2 separate regions of the Homo sapiens genome follow, and region 2 is linked to region 1. Evidence: read pairs that join two places in POLR2A ChIA-PET (ENCODE). Cell type or tissue: PC-9. All regions are shown on one strand. Links, peaks and the distances in the headings refer to the core of each region. The heading gives the core; the rest is flanking DNA.

What was found. Peaks named below come from ENCODE experiments on the same cell type or tissue, not always from the same donor. Only the 100,000 strongest peaks of a DNase experiment are listed, where the experiment ranks them.
Region 2: POLR2A ChIA-PET joins it to region 1 with 6 read pairs; 24 of 35 experiments call an interaction of 5 or more read pairs at or near these places.

Annotation. Positions count from the first base shown.
Region 1 is chr17:43,466,843-43,472,216 of GRCh38, reverse strand. No RefSeq gene overlaps it. Among named protein-coding and RNA genes, the nearest start is that of DHX8, 14 kb to the left of the region's middle. In PC-9, for the core only: no CTCF peak of the experiment used is centred there; DNase peaks (open chromatin) are centred at 2,896 and 3,336; H3K27ac peaks cover 2,809 bases.
Region 2 is chr17:43,378,540-43,383,913 of GRCh38, reverse strand. LINC00910 (long intergenic non-protein coding RNA 910) reads left to right here. Exons shown (of 6, transcript NR_027412.1): 2 at 2,254-2,641; 3 at 4,652-4,791. LOC124904007 (a long non-coding RNA gene) reads right to left here and starts at 4,164. Exons shown (of 2, transcript XR_007065762.1): 1 at 3,807-4,164; 2 at 2,746-2,842. In PC-9, for the core only: no CTCF peak of the experiment used is centred there; no DNase peak of the experiment used is centred there.

The DNA of each region.
Region 1 (5,374 bases), core at 63-5,062:
ACATCCAATAAATAGCCCCCCAACAACCTTAGTCCCCTGCACTCTCTGCATGCCCCATATCCTTCAACCAAATCAGACCACTTGCTTATCCCCATTCCTGAATATCCCATTCTGCTTCTAGAACTATTGCAGATTCTGTACTTAACTCTACTGAAAGTCCATACCCAGTAGGCCCTTCTCTTTAAAGGCATGTCTGAGTCATCCCTCAGAAGTCCATCTCAAAGCCTTGTATGAGGTAGGTATGCAAAGCAAGTGTTTTTCAGATTGAAGAAATAAAGTGGTTTGCCCCAAGCCACGTGGCTAGTTACAAATGTTCTGCCATATGATGGAGTCTGCACATTCAGATGATAGACACTATATTTCCTCCTTTCTTTATTGGGCTTACAATGTCATAAGGATATGGACTTCTTAGGAAAAGGTAGTGATTTGAGGAATTCTAAACTACAATTTAAATAACCATCCTGCTATTTTGAGCCTTTGGCATACCATACACTATAATTTTGTCGCTGTGTCTGTGTAACACAAGATAACTGATATAAGCATTTTATATATGTTCATGGGTTAGATGTGAATCTTTATCCAAACATGCTGTAGCCTGCCTGATTCCTTATGGGCCAGGAAGGCATTTAGAATACTAAGATATATTTCCAATTGTGCTTGCTCAGATCAAATTGAGAATAATTGTGGGATCCCTGGGTGAATTTTAAACAAATCAGAGGGTAACACAGCCAATATTTGAGCCACGTAGCTGGCTCTTACAATGAAATGTCTATAGCCAACCTTGTTTGTGTGCTCATGATTTTTTTTTAAAAGATGTGTGGAGCCATTGGAGAAAGAAAGTAAAGCAGTATTTTTTGAGTACCTACTTAGGCATGTGACTAGATACTTTGACCATTATTACCACGACCCTAAAAGTAGATAGGAACTACAAGAAGATACAGGGAGGTGGAGAGACAGGCAGCAAGGCCATTTGGCCAGACCTCAAATGATGGGGCCTCAATTTTGGTTGCTTTTGAGAGGCAAATTTGAGCAGAGCTGGTTTAAGCCTTGAACTATATCCTTCAGTTCTTTCTAAGAGCCATATTGCCCTCAGTTGCCAAGGCCTGATCTAGTCTTTCACAGTACCTGTAAATGCCAGCTGGGTTTGTGATCAAGAAACTGTTACCTTGGCCACTTAAGAGACAGTGCTCAAAGCTATTATAATTTCTGCTTATGATAACTTTCTTCCTCCGGAACATAGAGAAATATGCTCTTTGGATGTCATTCAGCTATTTCCATAAATATAAAAGAAAATGATTAATTGCACATATTCTTATATATTATAAATTGCATACATAATGATATCTATTTTAATGTATTGGTTTATGATAGCTTGAAATTCCTGATTTATCTCTTTTTTTTTTTTTTTTTGAGACAAAGTCTTGCTCTGTCGCCCAGGCTGGAGTGCAGTGGCCAATCTCGGCTCACTGCAATCTCCACCTCCCGGGTTCACGCCATTCTCCTGCCTCAGCCTCCCAAGTAGCTGGGACTACAGACACCTGCCACCATGCCCAGCTAAGTTTTTGTATTTTTTTTAGTAGAGATGGGGTTTCACCATGTTAGCCAGGATGGTCTTGATCTCCTGACCTCGTGATCCGCCCGCCTCGGCCTCCCAAAGTGCTGGGATTACAGGCGTGAGCCACTGTGCCCGGCCTTATTTCTTAAATTCTTTATAATTTTCTACATTTCCCCTTTATTAGCTTTAAACATAATTTACATAAAACAGAACAATTTCACATTCAATTATGTTCTTATATACTTACAGTAGTATTTTTGGGTTTTTTTTTTTTCAGTTCTGTAATAATATTATTCAGATAAGTTTGATTTGTTTTTGTTTTTGTTTTTGCTTTTTTTTGTTGTTTTTGTTTTGTTGTTGTTGTTGTTTTTGAGATGGAGTCTCGCTCTGTCGCCCAGGCTGGAGTGCAGTGGCACGATCTCAGCTCACTGCAAGCTCCGCCTCCTGGGTCCACACCATTCTCTTGCCTCAGCCTCCCGAGTAGCTGGGACTACAGGCGCCTGCCACCACGCCCTGTTAATTTTTTGTATTTTTAGTAGAGACAGGGTTTCACTGTGTTAGCCAGGATGGTCTCGATCTCCTGACCTCGTGATCTGCCCACCTTGGCCTCCCAAAGTGCTGGGATTGCAGGCGTGAGCCACCGTGCCCGGCCTATGTTTTGTTTTGTTTTTGAGACAGGGACTCACTGTGTCACCCAGGCTGGAGTGCAGCGGCATGATCACAGCTCACTGCAGCCTTGGACTCCTGGGCTCAAGCAACCCTCCCACCTCGGTCTCCCAAAGCACTGGAATCACAAGGAAAAACCACCACACTCAGTCCCAGGATTTTTGAAACTGGAATTGAGGGAAGAAACCAGGCCTTCTTTGATAGTGAAGCTAGATCCATGAGATACGAGAGATACCAAAAGCCATGATCCCCTCTCTGGGGAAAAAGCTGGACTGAAAGAATAAAGCCAACATGTGGGGAGGGGAACAAACAAAACCAGGAGAAAGTATCCTGGAGACATTTTAGTCCTCATTCCAGTTATCCCTTATTCTAGATGCCCTACGATCCTACCACTACATTCTCCTTTTTGCCCAAGCTGAGTCAAGCCATCTTTATATAACTAGTAACTGGCAGAGCAAAGAGGCCTGGATGGGTAAGTCTGACTCCTGAGCCCATGCTGTTTTCGCTGCAGGAGACCAAGTTTCATCTAATCACTCAGATCTTATCCCTGACAACATGGGAATCAACAGCACAAAGGTACCAAACCCAGCCCTTCAACTTCACGTGACTCATACCCACTTTAGCCTCAATCTTCTACAGAATGTGGGAAGCTGGTGTCCTCACTGGTGTTGTACATTTCAAGATGACACATGCATCTAGGGGCATGGGTTCAGAAGGAAATACTACACTCCCAGCTGTGTGTCTACACCGAACTTAGATGGGGTATGGTGAATAATCAGCCGCACAAAGCCACACCCAGGCAAGCTTGTACATACTTGAAAGAGTAAGAGAATGTGGAAAATCTGAATTAAGGCAAAGGTAACAGGCCTCTACATGGTTATATTCTTTGCTGCTCCCAATATACTTTCCCATGTTGTCTTGTTTTGAGTCTTATGGCAATCCTGGAGGGACAAAGAGCAGGTATAGTATCAACTACATTTTACAGAAAAGAAAACTATGAAAAAACAGTTGCCACAGTGCCAGGGCAGAGCAGATGCTCAGTAAACTCCTTCCTCCATTCCATGCGGTTTGGATGCTCAGTGACCATATGATGCATGAACAAATGTGGCTCAGTGGCATGAAGTGACTCATCCAGTGTGACACAGCTAATAAGGGGGCAGAGGAGGCACTTAAACTTGGATTATCTCGCCCTGGGCCACACTACACAAAGCTACATCCCAAACTGTGAGCATTTCTATCCGCTTCTTGAATTCGTGGACTGCAAGTTCAGAGACCTTAATTCCCCACTGCATGAAAGAGGCTTTCTCATGCCTGCCAGCCCTGCAGAAAATTCTTCAAATAAATGCTTGCTGGCCCTTGAAATTATTAGATCTTCCAGCATTGAAATATCTTGATTCTCAAGCAAGCTGTATCAGAAACCGATGGCTCGAGCACAAAAACGCTCAAGAAAAAAAAAAAAATGAATACCACAGGAGCTAGCAAGTAATTTATGAACCAGACACGTGGCCCAGTCTCCCTTTGCTGCTCCCAGTGGTATTTGAAGCTAATTTGAGGAGGCAGCAGGACATTCCATTGCCTGAAACCCATGGAGGGGAAAACCCTGCCCTTCTATTAGTAGGCAATCCCAGCAGTAGAAAAACATGATTTCTCCTGATGAGCACATGAAGATGATTCAGGCCTGTCCTTGCTTTATTCCCTTCCCACCAAAAGAATATCAGTTCCGATATCACATGCAGAAATTAGATCAAAATGTAAGTGGGGGCGGAGGCAGTGCTGTCACTTGGGGAATCTCCCTCGGCTGAAGTTGCAGAAGCTCTCGCTGCACCCACGGGGAGACATCTGTCATTGACTTTCCTGGCACCTGACAGATGCTCCTGTTCCCTGGGCAGGCAGAATCAGCTGGGTGTGAATATCTAACTCAAATCTGTCTTGGACCATCTGAGTTCCTGGCTGGATTCCAACCAGACCCAATCCTGAGGAAATAAATAGAATAATCCTCATGGGGAGATAATTTCCTCCTTTGGACAGACTCTTCCAGGTCAACCAAGACCAGCCTGGGATCCCTGTCAGCTTTGGGAAAAATGAGAACTCAAGTGTATCCCAGGTCACAGGGTGGCTGGAGGCATTTGGTCATACAAGCAAGCAAGCAAATGAGAAAAGCAACTGAGCACCCAGTATGTGCGAGGTGCTGTGGAAGATTCAACAGTGGCGAAAAGCCTTCTTCTTTTTTTTTTTTTTTTTTTTTTTTGAGACAAGGGTCTTGCTCTGTTGCCTAGGCTGGAGTGCAGTGGCACAATCATGGCTAAGTGCAACCTCCCAGAAAAGTCTTCTTTTTTTTTTGAGACAGAGTCTTACGCTGCCACCCAAGTTGGAGTGCAGTGGTGGTTGGAGTGCACTGCAACCCTTGCCTCCTGGGCTCAAGCAATCCTCCCACTTCAGCCTCTGGAGTACCTGAGACTACAGACTACAGGTGTGCACCACCACACCTGACTAATTTTTTTTTTTTTTTTGTAAGGTCTCACTATTTTGCCCAGGCTGGTCTCGAACTCCTGGGCTCAAGTGATCCGCCCGCCTTGGCCTCCCAAAGTGCTGGGATTACAGGTGTGCACCACTGTGCCTGTCTGGGAAAAGCCTTCTTTTTATAATCTAGAGAGGAGGTAAATCACATAATGGCAATTAATTCATTTAATAGACATTCTTAGAACATCCACCAAGAACAAGTACCAGGAAAGATGAGAACATGCTGGAAAGGATTTTTTGTATCTTTTGTAGAGACAGAGCCTCACTATGTTGCCCAGGCCAGTCTCAAACTTCCGAGCTTAAGCAATCCTCCAGCCTTGGTCCCCTCAAGTGCTGGCATTACAGGCTTGAGCCACCACGCCCGGCCAGGAAAGGATTTTGAAGCAGGGCTTCTTAGGACAGCTAAACTTTGGTTGATCACTCAAACCTCAAGTGAAGACACTGGATTTTAAATCATGTCAGTCCCCCTACGTTGGTAAGCAGTCTCCAGATAATTTATTGATACTTGCCAAAATCATCAGGAGATGAACTTAGAAATCAGAAGGCCAAGTTGACCATTTATAATGAGGGCAAAGCTTTCCAGTGCTAGCAGGACTCCAGCCTAAAATTACACAGGCTCGGCCGGGCGCGGTG
Region 2 (5,374 bases), core at 264-5,263, 89 kb after region 1:
ATTCTGCTCTAAACATTTGCCTCTAAGTCTTTATAAGGACATACGTTGTCATTTCTCTCGGCCTGCCTGCTCATTACACATTGGTGTTCCTGTGATTCTGAAACATGTACTCTTCTCTTACACAAAGTAGTATCTCCGTGTCATCTCTCCCAGTCCATGGCTACTGGGGACCACCTGTATACCTCACCCTGATCATAGAAACAGAAGTCCAGTCTCTCTATGTTTTCAAAGGCCTCCAAGATTTTCAACTCTTTCTCTCTTTCTCTTTCTTTTTCTCTTTTTCTTTTTCTTTCTTTTTTTCTTTCTTTCTCTCTCTCCCTCTCTCTCTCTCTCCCTCTCTCTCTCTCTCTCTCTCTCCCTCTCTCTCTCTTTCTTTTTTTTTTCAAGTCTCGCTCTGTGGCCCGTGGTGGAGGGCAGTGGCATGACCATGGCTCACAACCTCGACCTCCCCAGCTCAAGTGACCCTCCACCTCAGCCTCCTGAGTAGCTGGGACTACAGGAGCATGCCACCATGCCTAGTTTCATATGTGCTTGCTTCCATCCTCTGCCCCTAATGGTGCCACGTACTCTGTTCTCAGTAAGCACCCCTGGCCCATGGGTCTTTAGACTTAGCCTTGCTCACACGGATTTGCCATCTCCCTTCAGGCCTTTCTGCCTCAACTTGCTGATTCTGTATTTTATAACCCCAGAAAGTGTTCTAAGACCCACTCAGCCACCAGCGTAGACATCTGGAGTTATAACTGTATCACTTGTTATCCAAATCCATGTGGTCCCCAAGTTTCAGATATTGGTAGTGAGAATTGAGGTCTCAAAAAACATATTTGCTTCTTCTCTCTCCCTCAGCCTCCCTCCTTCAGTCATCAAGTCCCAGAGCAGAATGCTTCCCAAACTCTGATGTGCATGTGCATTCTGGGGGAACCTTGTTAACATGCAGGTTCTGACGCAATAGGTCTGGAGCCAGTGATTCTGCACTTCTAACCCACCCCCAGATGATATCAATGGTGCTGGTTTGGGGACCACACTGTGAGCAGCAAGACTGTAGCAAGATGCTCCATTTCTACTAAATATCTTTTTTTTAAAGGGGCATATGGGCTTGGCGCAATGGCTCATGCCTGCAATCCCAGCACTTTGGGAGGCCGAGGGGGGAGGATCGCTTGAGGAGGAGTTTGAGACCACCCATGGCAACATAGGTAGACCTCATCTCTACCAAAAAAAAAAAAAAAATTAACAAAAATTAGCCAGGTGGCTGGGCGTGGTGGCTCACACTTGTAATCCCAGAATTTTGGAAGGCCAAGGCAGGTGGATCACTTGAGGTCAGGAGTTCAAGACTAGCCTGGCCAACATGGTGAAACCCTGTCTCTACTAAAAACACAAAAATTACCTGGACACGCACACCTGTAGTGCCAGCTACTTGGGAGGTTGAGGCAAGAGAATCGCTTGAACCCGAGAGGCAGAGGTTGCAGTGAGCTGAGATTGTGTCACTGCACTCCAGCCTGGGTGACAGAGCAAGACTTCGTCTCAAAAAAAATTAGCCAGTTGTGGTGATGCGCGCCTGTGGTCCCAGCTACTTGGGAGGATGAGGCAGGAGGATTGCTTGAGCCTGGGAGGTCAAGGCTGCAGTGAGCCGTGATCTCTTCACTGCATTCCAGCCAGGATGGCAAAGTGAGACTGTGTATCAAAAAAACAAAAAAACAGCCAGGTGCAGTGGCTCATGCCTGTAATCCCAGCACTTTGGGAGGCCGAGGCAGGCAGATCACATGAGGTCGGGAGTTCGAGACCAGCCTGACCAACATGGAGAAACCTCGTCTCTACTAAAAATACAAAATTAGCCAGGCGTGGTGGCACATGCCTGTAATCCCAGCTACTAGGGAGGCTGAGGCAGGAGAATCGCTTGAACTCAGGAGGCGAAGGTTGTGGTGAGCCGAGATCATGCCATTGCACTCCAGCCTGGGGAACAAGAGCGAAATTCCGCCCCCCCCCAAAAAAAAAACAGAAACAAAAAAAGGAGCCATATGGAACACTAACTTTGCTGGCTGCTGCAGCCAAACAATCTCCCTTCCCCCACCAAGGCCACACAGATTGGCACAGTTCTGTTTCTGTTGCTATAAGTGAAAGTTTTTGGTTGGTAACTGTGAAGAGGCCCAGGCGGGAGAGAAAAGAATGGTGGGGCTGGGCAGGGGGCAGGGGTGGTGGAAGGAGTCAGAGAGGAGGCAAAGGAAAATAGGGAAACAAATGGTATCTCTCTCCAAGCAGATCTCTTCAACTACCTGTGAAAACTGATGTGATGAAAAGGGGAATTTGAAGGAGCCATTCCAGAAGACAGGGCGAAAACTGAAGTGCAATCAGGGCCAAGAAAAACAGAAATAGCAGGACCTGGAGTTGCATAGGTTGAATAGTTGAATAGGCTGCTCTCCTCAGCTGGCAGGAAACCTGGCAGCCTCCTGGTGCCCAAGGACTGAAAACCTTAGAAGCACCTGGAGTTGGCAGCCTTGGCATGGTCAGGTTGGCACCTCTGGAGGTGCCCAGGCTTCCCTGGCAGCATTGTGAGCAGTGGATGGTGTTGAAGGGCAGCCAGAGGAGGAATGGAACACATGCTCCTTGCTAACCACACGGACAAGGCCACGTTCACAGGTACACAAAGGTAGGTATACAAAGGTAGGTACACAATCAATCAAAAGTTTAAAAAACAGCCATGATACCAGAAGGCTCTTTTGTTTAAAAGAAAGTTTCAGAAATAGACCTAAGTATATATGAGGCCTTTATTATATGATAAAAGTGGCATCTCAGACTGATGAAAAGGTGGGCTGCTCCATATATGATGCTGAGGCAACTGGTTAGCCATCTTAAAAAAACAAAAGTTGGATGTGTAACTGAAATCATAGACTAGAACAAGTAGGTTAGGGATGCAAATACAAAGGATCAACAATTCAAAAAGGCCAATGGGGAAAGGATCTGAGCAGTCAGCTCATAGAAAAGAAAATAGAAGATCTTAAGCATGCAAAAAGGTACACCCCCTTACTGGTGTAAGAGATTCCACCACTTTTTTTTCTTTTTCTTTTTCTTTTTTGAGACAGAGTCTGGCTGTCACCCAGGCTGGAATGCAATGGCATGATCCCAGCTCACTGTAACCTCTGCCTACTGGACTCAAGTTATCCTCCCACCTCAGCCTCACAAGTAGCTGGGATGACAAGCCTGAACCACCATGCCCAGCTAGTTTTTGTATTTTTTGTAGAGACAGGGTTTTGCCAATGTTGCCCAGGCTGATCTCGAACTTCTGTGCTCAAGTGATCTGCCTGTCTCAGCCTCCCATGTGAGCCATGGCGCCAGGCTGGAGGGCAATGGCAAGATCTCGGCTCACCACAACCTCTGCCCCCCAGGTGTTAGAAACAAGTGTTCAGTGCTGCAAAGAAAAACCACCACTTAAACAAAGAATTTCTCAGCAAGGCACATTTACTTCTGCAGAAGGGTACAGCTTGCGTCTGACTGATCCCAAGAGCACATCAAGCCGGGTAGAGCAGGGGTTTTTATCCCTAACACAGTTTCTGTTTCTGTGTCCTTTCCCCATTTGCTGGAGTTGGACAGCACAGTCTAAGCTGACCCAATTGACTAGTGCTTGAAATTGAATAAGGCCAATTAGGCAGGAAGGGAGAGGCTGTCCATTACCAACTAGGCGGGAAGGGTTGTTTACCAAGTAAGAGGTTTGCTAGTTACCCATTAAACAGAGAAACAAGTGCTCCTTCCTGATTAAGCAGGAAGGGCTGCGTATAGAGCAAGAAAGACCAAGGAAACTTTGAAGAGGAACTTACTGTTTCTGGCAATTTTCCCCCTCCTGACTTTATAGTTCTTCCTCTTCAAATTCCTCTAATATATTTTGGCTTTGTTGCTCCTCTTGGTTTCTAGAAGTAGGAGTTTATCTGAGTAGGGTGGGGGAGAATGGAGAGGGGTTTGGTAAGAGCTGTTTCTATAAGCCTTTGCACAAATCCACAAATGCAAGGTATGACACAACCTACAAGAATGAGTACACTGGTAATAATTGCAAGGGAGGTAAAGATTGAGGTCATGAGTCCCTTCCATTTCCAAACCATTTTTCCATGAGACCAGAGAAGGGGTGTTCAAGCGATTCTCCTGCCTCAGCCTCCCTAGTAGCTGGGATTATAGGCATGCGCCACCACACCTGGCTAATTTTGTATTTTTAGTAGAGACGGGGTTTCTCCATGTTGGTGTCAGGCTGGTCTCGAACTCCCGATCTCAGGTGATCCACCTGCCTCGGCCTCCCAAAGTGCTGGGATTACAGGCATGAGTCATCTGCCCAACTTGCTAAAAGATCTAATCCCAGCTACTCGGGGGGCTGAGGCAGGAGACTACCCCGAACCTTGGAGGTGGAGGTTGCAGTGCGCCAAGATTGTGCCATTGCACTCCAGCACTCTAGCCTTGGCAACAGAGCGAGTCTCCGTTTAAAAAAAATAATAATAATAATTAAAAAAAAATTTTTTTTTTTGGTAGAAACTGGGTCTTGCTCTGTTGCCTAAGCTGCTTAACCTCCATCTCAAGGTTTCCTTCTGTAGGTAACCTTTGCGAGTTTGTAATGACGAGAGCACTTAGCACACAGCCTAGGCCAAACAGTAAATGCTTCCTATTGTATTGTCCGCAGGCAACGCAGTTGCTCAGGTGCTTCGGTATCACAGCCAAGACCCCTTCGGGGGAAGCTAGTCGGATACTGGGACCCACATTCCAGACTACTGAGCCGCGGTCGCGCCCTCGGCTCCGTTTCTGCTCCCTCCACCCCACGAGGTAGGCAGTGGTGTTTCCACTTCCCAGCTGGGGAAACTGAGAGTCCGAAGGTTAAGTAGTTTGTCCCCAGTCCCCACTGACAGGGCAGGGAGAGGGGCGGGGCTGTGACTCCCAGGGCGGCAGCCCCCTCAGGGCGCGATCTCGCAGTCGCAGTCGGACTTCTCTCTGCGGCCCCGGGAAGTCCCCCCCCAGTGGGGGAGAGGGGGCTCATGGGCTCCGCTTTCGCCTCCGACCCAGCCAGACCGCTGAAGCTCCGCTCTTCACAGTAATGGCTTTCCTCAAAAGAGCTCGGACCACTCTCCTCCAACTTCCTTCCGCAGACACCTCGTGACGCCCACGCCCATTTCGCTTGGTCACTGTCTTGACCCCGGGTGGGTCCATCAGCTCATTGTAAATTAATTTTTGTATTTTTAGTAGAGACAGTGTTTCACCATGTTGGCCAGGCTGGCCTAGAACTCCTGTCCTCAGGTGATCCGCCCTCCTTGGCTTCCCAAAGTGGACAAGGACAGCAGCTCTTTTTGAAAGGAGATACAGGCCGGGTGCGGTGGCTCACGCCTGTAATCCCAGCACCTTGGGAGGCTGA